Regions from separate parts of the Homo sapiens genome. Here region 2 is linked to region 1. Evidence: read pairs that join two places in POLR2A ChIA-PET (ENCODE). Cell type or tissue: HepG2. All regions are shown on one strand. Each heading gives the region's core, and the rest is flanking DNA. Links, peaks and the distances in the headings are about the cores only. Region 1 overlaps MORC3 (MORC family CW-type zinc finger 3). Region 2 overlaps CHAF1B (chromatin assembly factor 1 subunit B).

The links. Peaks named below come from ENCODE experiments on the same cell type or tissue, not always from the same donor. Only the 100,000 strongest peaks of a DNase experiment are listed, where the experiment ranks them.
Region 2: POLR2A ChIA-PET joins it to region 1 with 7 read pairs; 4 of 35 experiments call an interaction of 5 or more read pairs at or near these places.

Annotation. Positions count from the first base shown.
Region 1 is chr21:36,322,876-36,328,251 of GRCh38, forward strand. The region is part of intron 1 of MORC3 (MORC family CW-type zinc finger 3); the gene reads left to right. Among named protein-coding and RNA genes, the nearest start is that of MORC3, 5.4 kb to the left of the region's middle. In HepG2, for the core only: no CTCF peak of the experiment used is centred there; a DNase peak (open chromatin) is centred at 2,716.
Region 2 is chr21:36,403,868-36,409,243 of GRCh38, forward strand. It overlaps CHAF1B (chromatin assembly factor 1 subunit B), which reads left to right. Exons shown (of 14, transcript NM_005441.3): 9 at 4,894-4,963. Among named protein-coding and RNA genes, the nearest start is that of CHAF1B, 21 kb to the left of the region's middle. RefSeq lists an enhancer at 4,667-5,376. In HepG2, for the core only: no CTCF peak of the experiment used is centred there; no DNase peak of the experiment used is centred there.

The sequences.
Region 1 (5,376 bases), core at 92-5,091:
CATACTTCAATGCTTTTTTCACTTTTTTTGGTTGAATTACTATATGGTTTGTTATTACTCTTACAAATGAGCTAGCCAGGGTAGTATGATTGCATTTTCTTTCCTATACAAACCTTTTGTTTTCCCTGAAGTTAATTGATTTATATTTTGTTTTCTTAGTTTTTCTCTGTACTGATCATCCAGACATCCAGAGAACTGGGAGCTCTTTTCCAGATGGATTCAGACACACCCAGTGTTTTGTCATTTGGAAGTCAGTTGGGAGTCATCGGCTCAGTCGTAATTTGGGGACTTCCCTTTAACATCTGTCTGGAAATTTCCTTCCTCTTTTCATGTGTCTCCATCTCACATATCCTTCTGTCTGATATGTAGCTTAGTGACTGCCATTCTGAAGCCTACTCTCTCGGGTTCAAATCCTGACTCATAACCAGATGTATGTCCTTGGCCAAGTCATTTAACCTCTTTGTGCCAGAGTTTCCAATCTGAATGTTGGCAATAATAATCTTACACACCTCAAAGTGTTGTTTTAAAAATTACATGAGCAGATAGATAAATAAAAGGGCTGTGCGTGCCGTAGGTGCACAATAATGTTTGCTGTTTTTGTTATTGTTAGTGGTGGAGAATATCCACCACTAACAATAACACCACTTCCAGAAACAGGTGTAGCTTCCTGAAAAAAGGGTTCATGGGAAGAAAAAAATTTCATCATTTCTTGAAAATACATTCATGCTACCCTTGCTCTTTCTTTAATTATAATTTGGCTGGATTTGCATTCTGGATTGGAAATTCTTTCCGAATTTTAAAGACGTGCTTGATTGTTTAATAGAGCCTCTGCATTTTATTGGGCACTTAGCCTGGAAGCTCAAGTCCTTAACATCTGGAAAATGTTCTTACTTATTTTGACAATTTTCTTCGCACCATTTTTCTCTTTTTTTATTTACTGTCTTATTGTTTTTCCTCTTGGGGGATTTCCTCTACTTATCTCCTACCTTGCTCTTACCATAGTGTTTTTTTTTTTTAGAGACGGAGTTTCGCTCTTGTTGCCCAGACTGGAGTGCAAGGGCGTGATCTCGGCTCACCGCAACCCCTGCCTCCCGGGTTCAAGCGATTCTCCCGCCTCAGCCTCCCGAGTAGCTGGGATTGCAGGCATGCGCCACCACGTCTGGCTGATTTTGTATTTTTAGTAGAGATGGGGTTTCTCCATGTTGGTCAGGCTGGTCTTGAACTTCCGACCTCAGGTAATCTGCCCGCCCTGGCCTCCCAAAGTGCTGGGATGACAGGCATGAGGCACCGAGCCCGGCCACCATAGTTTTAATTGTTACAAGCAATGTCTTAGCTTTTGAATGTCTTTTTGAATTCTCCCTGGACAAAATGTTCATTCTTATTGCTAGATACATTAACTGTAGTTTTTTTTTTTTTTGAGATGGAGTCTTCTCGCTCTGTCGTCCAGGCTGGAGTGCAGTGGCGCGATCTCGGCTCACTGCAAGCTCCGCCTCCCAGGTTCACGCCATTCTCCTGCCTCAGCCTCCCGAGTAGCTGGGACTACAAGCACCTGCCACGTTGCCTGGTTAATTTTTTGTATTTTTAGTAGAGACGGGGTTTCACCGTGTTAGCCAGGATGGTCTTGATCTCCTGACCTCGTGATCTGCCTGCCTCGGCCTCCCAAAGTGCTGGGATTACAGGCGTGAGCCACCATGCCTGGCCTAACCGTAGTATTTTTGAAGTTTTGTTTTGCTCACTGCATTATCTCTATTTTCTTCATGTTTCTTTTACTGTGTATTGTTTTTGGTTTCTAATTTTAAACACTCTCAAATGTCTGGAAACAGCCTTCTCATTTTTTTTTTTTTTTTTGAGCCGGGAGTTTCACTCTTGTTGCCCAGGCTGGAGTGCAGTGGCATGATCTCAGCTCACTGCAATCTCCACTTCCCAGGTTCAAGCAGTTCTCCTGCCTCAGCCTCCCAAGTAGCTGGGATTACAGGCATGCGCCACCATGCCTGGCTAATTTTTTGTGTTTTTAATAGAGATGGTGTTTTACCATGTTGGCCTGGCTGATCTTGAACTCCTGACCTCAACTGATCCACCCGCCTCGGCCTCCCAAAGTGCTGGGATTACAGGCGTGAGCCACCGCGCCTGGCAGCCTTCTCACATTTTTAAGTGAGACACTTAAAGCTGACTGCAAAATTTTCATACATGAATAGAGCTAGTCCTTTGGTGGGCTTCACTGTTGGGTGATCACATAGGAAGGAGTCATTTTGTTGGGGGTGCTCTATGTTGGTATTTGTAGACCATAAAAAATGGGAACTGTTGGACCATAAGTATATTTTTAAAAACTGAAAATTTTAAAAAGTAATTTTAAAAAACGAGAACAACAAAAACAAGATGCTATCCAGAAAAGCCAGGCGGAATTGCTAAGAACCAAATAGAACTTTGAGAAATCAGCTTCCCAAGGAGGAATTCTACGTCTGGTCTCCTGCCATGGCATAATTCTGGCTGCTAGCTCTTGGAAATTGGCATGAAAGGAAGAAAGGCGTATCACATTGTTCAGTTTGCTGACTTGCTGTTTGTTTGATTATTTGTTTATTATTGTAATAAAACACATGTAGCAAACAATTTATGCTAACCATTTTAAAGTTTCAATTCAGTAGTGCTAAGTACATTCACATGGTTGTGTAATAACCAGTCTCCAGAACTCTTCTTGTTGGGAAACTAAAACCCTGTTCCCGTTAAATAGTAACTTCTCCAGCACCTGACAAACACTATTCTACTTTCTGTCTAGGAATTTGACTACGGTAGTCCCCCCTTATCTGCAGTTTTGCTTTCTTCGGTTTTAATTACCCAAAGTCAACCATGGTCTGAAAGTATTAAATGGAAAATTGTAGAAATAGTTCATAAATTCTAAACTGTGCCCCCATCTGAGTAGCACCTGGAATGTGAATCATCCCTTTGTCCAGTGTATCCACACTGTGGATATATGATGCCAACCTATTAGTCACTTAGTAGCTGTGGTTATCAGATTTGCTGTTGTTGTATCATTCTATTTTATTATTAAATTATTGTTAATTTGGGCGCAGTGGCTCACGCCTCAGCACTTTGGGAGGCCGAGGCAGGGGGATCACTTGAGGTCAGGAGTTCGAGACCAGCCTGGCCAACATGGTGAAACCCAGTCTCTACTAAAAATACAAAAATTATTTGGGCATGGTGGTGGGTGCCTGTAATCCCAGCTACTTGGGAGGCTGAGGCGGGAGAATCGCTTGAACCCGGGAGGTGGAGGTTGCAGTGAGCTGAGATCGCGCCATTGCACTCTAGCCTGGGCAACAAGAGTGAAACTTATTCTCAAACAAAAAAAATAGAATAAATTATTGTTAATTTGGCCAGGCTCGGTGGCTCATGCCTGTAATCCCAGCACTTTGGGAGGCTAAGGCGGGCAGATCACTTGAGATCAGGAGTTTGAGACCAGCCTGGCCAACATGGTGAAACCCCATCTTTACCAAAAATAAAAAAAAATTAGCCGGGCATGGTGACACACAACCGTGGTCCCAGCTACTCCAGAGGCTGAGGCAGGAGAATCGCTTGAACCTGAAGGTGAAAGTTGCAGTGAGCCACACCACCGCACTCCAGCCTGGACAACAGAGCAAGACTCCATCTCTATATAAATAAATAATAAAATGTTTATTTCTTACTGTGCCTTATTTATAAGTTGAACTTTATCATACATATGTATACTGCAGTTTTAGGAATCCACTGAGGGTCTTGAGATGCATTCTCTGAGAATAAGGGGAGACTGCTGTACTCCTATCAGTGGAATTATACAATATTTGACTTGTGACTGCCTTATTCATTAATGTCTTCACGGTTCATCCATGTTGTAGTGTGCGTTAGGATTTCCTTGTTTGCTTAAGGTGAATATTTTATTGTATGTCAGAAGACAACATTATAAATTTAAAGATTTTTTTTTTTTTTTGAGACCGAGTCTCGCTCTGTCGCCTAGGCTGGAGTGCATTGGTGCGATCTCGGCTCACTGCAACCTCTGCTTCCCGGGTTTAAGCGATTCTTGTGCCTCAGCCTCCCTAGTAGCTGGGTTTACAGGCACCTGCCACCACGCCCGGCTAATTTTCGTATTTTTAGTAGAGACGGGTTTTGCCATGTTGCCCAGGCTGGTCTTGAACTCTTGACCTCAGGTGATCCGCCCACCTCAGCCTCCCAAAGTGCGGGGGTTACAGCAGGCGTGAGCCAGCGCGCCTGGCCTCAAATTTAAATTTAAAGATATTAATTGGCTTTATTTCTTTTTTTTTTTTTTTTTTTTTTTTTTTGAGACAGACACTCCCAGGCTGGAGTGTAGTGGTGAGATCTCTCAGCTCACTGCAACCTCTTCCTCCCATGTTCAAGCAATTCTCCTGCCACAGCCTCCTGAGTAGCTGGGATTACAGGCGCTCACCACCACACCTGGCTAATTTTTTTGGCTTTTGGTAGAGACGGGGTTTTGCCATGTTGGCCAGGCTCGTCTCCTAACCTCAAGTGTTCTGCCCGCCTCAGCCTCCCAAAGTGCTGGGATTACAGGAGTGAACCACCGTGCTTGGCCTTTATTTCCTATTCTGGAATTGGGCAACACTTCTTCCATAAAATACAGTAAGTGTTCTAGTGAACTGAACAGAGGAGGCTGGCTTTGTAGACAGAAAAAGGCCGAAAGAAAGCAGAAACAAAGAACAAAAAGCAGATACGTCATTTCAAAGTTAAAAACAATAGATAAATAACTGACTGACATTAGGTTACTTTTTGTTGTAAAACAACAAAATGGAGGGAACTTATTATCTGTCATACCAGTTGATGACTGAAACTGACCTGTTCGGTAAATTGGCTGTTATCTCCCTTGATTTCGCTGAAGGTCAGATAACAACTTAGTTTCAGTTTGGTGACTGAAATTTTAGCATGGGTGACTCCATTTTGATTTTTAGTCTGTTTTTGGAGGCCTAGAGCAGGAGCTTAGTCCAAAACAGTGGCCTCCTTTTTTGTTTTTTTTTTTCTGAGACAGAGTCTTGTTCTGTTGCCCAGTCTGGAGTGCAGTGGCATGATCTTGGCTCACTGCAACCTCTGCCTCCTGGGTTCAAGTGATTGCCATGCCTCAGCCACCCAAGTAGCTGGGATTACAGGTGTGTGCCACCAGGTCTAGCTAATTTTTGTATTTTTAGTAGAGACGGGGTTTCACCATGTTGGCCAGGCTGGTCTCAAACACCTGACGTCAAATGATCCACCTGCCGCGGCCTCCCAAAGTCCTGGGATTATAGGTGTGAGCCACCACGCCCAGCTGTCCTATATTTTTTATTTCACATTTACATACATTTGATATGATCAAAAATGTATATTTGTTCTTTGTCCTGGTTC
Region 2 (5,376 bases), core at 306-5,305, 81 kb after region 1:
CACTGTCTTGGTTTGCCACTGAGTCCCATCCCAGCTGAGCCAGGGAGGGCCTGAGAAGGGCGTGAATCACACATGCAGCTGTGTGGGTGGGGCTTTAAAGAACACTGCGGAACATGTGCGAATGACACTTTGGCCCAAGAAGTCTCAGGACTAAGAATAAGTAGTTGTTTAGGTTATATTTACTAAAGTTAGTTATTAAAAGTTATTCACTAAACCCAGTAATAAATCCTTTTTTTTTTTTTTTTTTTTGAGACTGAGTTTTGCCCTGTTGCCCAGCTGGAGTGCAGTGGCACGATCTTGGCTCACCACTGCAGCCTCCGCCTCCCAGTTTCAAGCGATTCTCCTGCCTCAGCCTCCTGAGTAGCTGGGATTACAGGTGTGCGCCACCACTCCCAGCTAATTTTTGTATTTTTAGTAGAGACGGGGTTTCACCATGTTGGTCAGGCTGGTCTCAAACTCCTGACCTTGTGATCCGCCTGCCTTGGCCTCCGAAAGTGCTGGGATTACAGGCTTGAGCCACCACGCCCGGCCCTTTTTTTTTTTTTAAATTATTTATTTTATTTATTTATTAATTTATTTATTTTGAGATGGAGTTTCGCTCTTGTTACCCAGGCTGGAGTGCAATGGCACGATCTCGGCTCACAGCAACCTCCGCCTCCCGGGTTCAAGCCATTCTCCTGCCTCAGCCTCCGGAGTAGCTGGGATTACAGGCATGCGCCACCACGCCCAGCTAATTTTGTATTTTTAGTAGAGACGGGGTTTCTCCATGTTGGTCAGTCTGGTCTCGAACTCCGGACCTCAGGTGATCTGCCCACCTTGGCCTCCCAAAGTGCTGGGATTATAGGTGTGAGCCATTGCGCTGGCCTTTTTTTTTTTTTTTTTTTTTTTTTTTAAAAAGCAGAGTCTCGCTCTGTCACCCAGGCTGGAGTGCAGTGGCACCATCTTGGCTCACTGTAGCCTCCACCTCCTGGGTTCAAGCGATTCTCCTGCCTCAGCCTCCTGAGTAGCTGAGATTACAGGCGCCTGCCACCACAACCAGATAATTTTTGTATTTTTAGTAGAGATGGGGTTTCGCCATGTTGGCCAGGCTGGTCCCAAACTCCTGACCTCAGGTGATCTGCCCACCTTGGCCTCCCAAAGTGTTGGGATTACAGGTTACAGGTGTGAGCCACTGCGCCCAGCCCCAGTAGCAAATCCTTTACTATTTGGCCACTCTAAAAATATTTTCAATTAAAATCAAGTAGCAAATGGATGTCTGTTATCAACGTTATTGTTCTTTGTGGTGTTAGTAAGTGTGGGAAAAACAGGAAAATGAAATTACAAAGATTGGAAAAGAACAGATAAAAAACTGCAATAGGATTGTATTTCTAGAAAATCCAAGAGATTTTAAAAATAGTATTAGAATTTTTAAAATAATTTGATAAGATGGCTGGATATTATAAAATATATAAAAATTCCTATCTTTCGTCTATATTGGCAGTGAGTACTTAGAAATGGAAGGAGGAGAAATATTTCATTCAGAGTAGTGCAAAACCTGCAAAATACATAGAGTAAATTTATTTATTTATTTATTTTTTGAGACAGGGTCTCACTCTGTCACCCAGGCTGGAGTACAGTGGTGTGATCATGGCCCACTGCATCAGCCTTGATCTCCTGAGTTCAGGGAATCCTCCCACCTCAGCCTCCCTACTAGCTGGGACCACAGGCGTGTAGCACCATGCCTGGCTAATTTTCTTATTTTTTTGTAGAGACATGGTCTTGCTATGTTGCCCAGGCTGGTCTTAAACTCCTGGGCTCAAGCACCCCTTCCGCCTCGGCCTCCCAAAGAGCTGGGATTACAGGTGTGAGCCACCACACCCAGGCAGAAGTAAATTTAATGAGAAAGGGGCAGGACCTTTATGGAGAAGTCTAGAAGGTCTTACTGAAGGTTATAAAGCAAGTTCTGAACAAATGGAAAGATATGTCGTGTTCTAACAATTAACATACTAATTTCATTTCCAATTAGAATTGCATTAAAGTTTTTTTTTAATTGGATGAAATCTCAGCTTTGTTTAGTAGAATAAATGCTGAAGAATAGCCAAAGAAGTATTAAAAAAAAAACAGTGATACTTGGGAGGGCATTTGCCTCACCACATATCAGAAGATCCTATAACACTACTTTTAGCCAATCAATATGGTGTTGCTATAGGACCAAACAAATAGATTAGTGGACCAGAACACAGAATCCAGAAAAAGATCTCAGGATATAAGGCGATTTAATATATGACCTCAGGTGCTGTTCCAGTGGAAAAAAATCTATTATTTATTTGTAATTAATTGTATGTTACTTAAATAATTCTCAAGAGAATTAGACACTGAAGGCAGATAGGACAAGAGTATGTCATTAAGAAGGTTGGGAAGTGTTGAGATTGGACAAAGACCTATTCCTCTTTTTTTTGAGAGGGTTTCACCCTTGTCGCCCAGGCTTGAGAGCATTGGCGTGATCTTGGCTCACTGCAACCTCCATCTCCTGAGTTCAAGTGATTCTTCTGCCTCAGCCTCCCAAGTAGCTGGGATTACAGGCGCCGGCCACCATGCCCAGCTAATTTTTGTATTTTTAGTAGAGATGAGGTTTTACCATGTTGGCCAGGGTGGTCTCAAACTTCTGATCTCAGGTGATCCACCCGCCTCAGCCTCCCAAAGTGCTGGGATTACAGGCGTGAGCCACTGCACCTGGCCTCCTTTTTTTTTTAATTGACAGATGAAATTGTATGTAGTTGTGTATGACATGATGTTTTGAAGTATATATATGTTGTGGAATGACTAAATCTAGCTAATTAGCATAGCATGGTCTCACATAATTAGGATTTCTGTGGTTTGAACGCTTTATATCTCTTAGCATTTTTCAGGAATATAATACATTGTTATGAACCATAATCACCATGTTGTACAAGAGATGGATCTTGCAAAGGGAGGACTCTATTATTGAATGAGTAGTGCTGGGGTAGCCAGCTATGTGGAAGAAGGTAAAATTGGACCCCTTGCCTAGATGTAAAAAATAAATTCCAGGTGAATTCAGTACTTAAACACAAAAGGTAAAAATAGAAAACTCTTGTAAGGAAATATAGGAGGACATTCTAGGAATGGAGAAGACCCAATTAAGACTGGAAACTGGCTGGGCATGGTGGCTCAAGCCTGTAATCCCAGCACTCTGGGAGGCCAAGGTGGGTGGATCACCTGAGGTCTGGAGTTCAAGACCAGCCTGGCCAACATGGCAAAACCCTGTCTCTACTAAAAATACAAAAATTAGCCGGGCATGGTGATGCACACCTGTAATCCCAGCTACTCAAGAGCCTGAGGCAGGAGAATCGCTCCAACCCAGGAGGCAGAGGTTGCAGTGAGCCAAGATCGCACCACTGCACTCTAGCCTGGGCAACAGAGTGAGACTCTGTCTAAAAAAAAAAAAAAAAAGTATATGTTCAAGGATGCTTATTGCAAGCATTGTTTATAGTGGTAAAAAACCAAAAGCCAAAAAAATACTCATTAACAGAGGCTGGGTGAATGAATCTTGCAGTAAATATTATGCAGCTACAAAAAAATAATGCATCAGTGCTATGCAAGTTAACTTTCATGAGTAGTTGATTGAAACAAGCAAAATAAGGAGAAGTGTCAGTTTTGTAAAACAAATGGACTCAATAAAAAATATCATAGAGGTATACATGTGATTGAGTTATAACTGATTGTAATGATTATGTGAGCATGGAGGAAATATACAGATGACATAATGGTTTGTTGAATGTTAAAATGGATTTCTTGGGGATGGAAGAATGGAGTGGGATGAAAAGAGGGGCCTGGGTGCAGTGACTCACGCCTGTAATCCCAGCACTTTGGGAGGCGGAGGAGGGCAGATCACTTGAGGTCAGGAGTTCGAGACCACCCTGGCCAACATGGTGAAACCCCCTCTCTACTAAAAATACAAAAATTAGCCGGGCATCGTGGCAGGTGCCTGTAATCCCGGCTACTCAGGAGGCTGAGGCAGGGGAATTGCTTGAATCTGGGAGGTGGAGGTTGCAGTGAGCCAAGATCACGCCATCGCACTCCAGCCTGGGTGACAGAGCAAGACTCCATCTCAAAGAAAAAAAAAAGAGGGCAGCTATGTAGAATGTATTAATAATAATAATAAAAAAGACTATTGATACTGTCTACTGCCCTCCCTGGTGGATATGAAACAGTCATATGTAAAGTTACGTGTGTGTATATGTATCAAGAAATAGCATAAAACAGGGAGATGTTTCCAAGAGCAGCAGTGTATGATGGTCACTCTGACAGGGCTGAACTGTTTTAAGTACAGCAGGGGGTGAGTGTAGAAGAGCTCTCAGATGGGGACTGTTCCCCAGAGTGAAGTCAGGTTCTGAAGGAGGCTGGAGGTTTCAGCAGAGGGCAAGGTCTCCTGGCAGCCTCATGGCTGGATAGGGAAGTTGGGGAAAGGCGAGTCTCAGCCTTTGGATGGCATCCAAGGCTGGAATCCAGGAAATAGAGATGAGGGTCCTAGGGAGAAAGGAGCCTGGGCAGCTGAATCTAGTCACGGTGCTTCAATCGAGGAATTGCCTGGAGGCTCAACGGTGCCCTATGGCAAAGGCTCACTATGTTCTCCTCGCCCAAGATCAGAACCAGGTCCCCGGGGATTGCCCACAGGTAGGTGGAGATGACAGGTAGGTAGAACTGGAGTAAGGGCTGAGAACAGACAGTGCCGGAATATATGTTTTTGTGCTCTGTCACAACATTGTCCAGAGAATATAACTGCAGGGGGAAGTATTTTGCAAACCGGACCTGAAGGCTCTTGAGTTTCTGTTGGTGAACAGTTTGCTGAAACAGTGACTTTTCTTTCCTCTCCCTCCCTTCCCTGTTCCCCAGCTGGATGTGTGGAATCTGGTGAAAATGTAATGAATACCACTTATGTTTTCTCCAGGAAGAATCTTAAAAGGTATGCAGTCAAGGAAATGTTTGAAATGTTTACATTTTTTTTAGACGGAGTTTCGCTCTTGTTGCCCAGGCTGGAGTGCAATGGTGCGATCTCTGCTCACTGCAACCTCTGCCTCCCGGGTTCAAGTGATTCTCCTGCCTCAGCCTCTTGAGTAGGTGGGATTACAGGTGCCCGCCACCACTCCTAGTTAATTTTTGTATTTTTAGTAGAGATGGGGTTGCACCATGTTGGCCAGGTTGGTTTCAAACTGCTGACCTCAAGTGGTCCGCTTGCCTCGGCCTCCCAAAGTGCTGGGAATACAGGCATGAGTCATTGCACCCGGCTTGTATTTTTTTTTTTTTTTTTTTTTTAGTAGAGATGGGGTTTCGTCATGTTGGCCAGGCTGGTCTTGAACTCCTGACCTCAGGTGATCC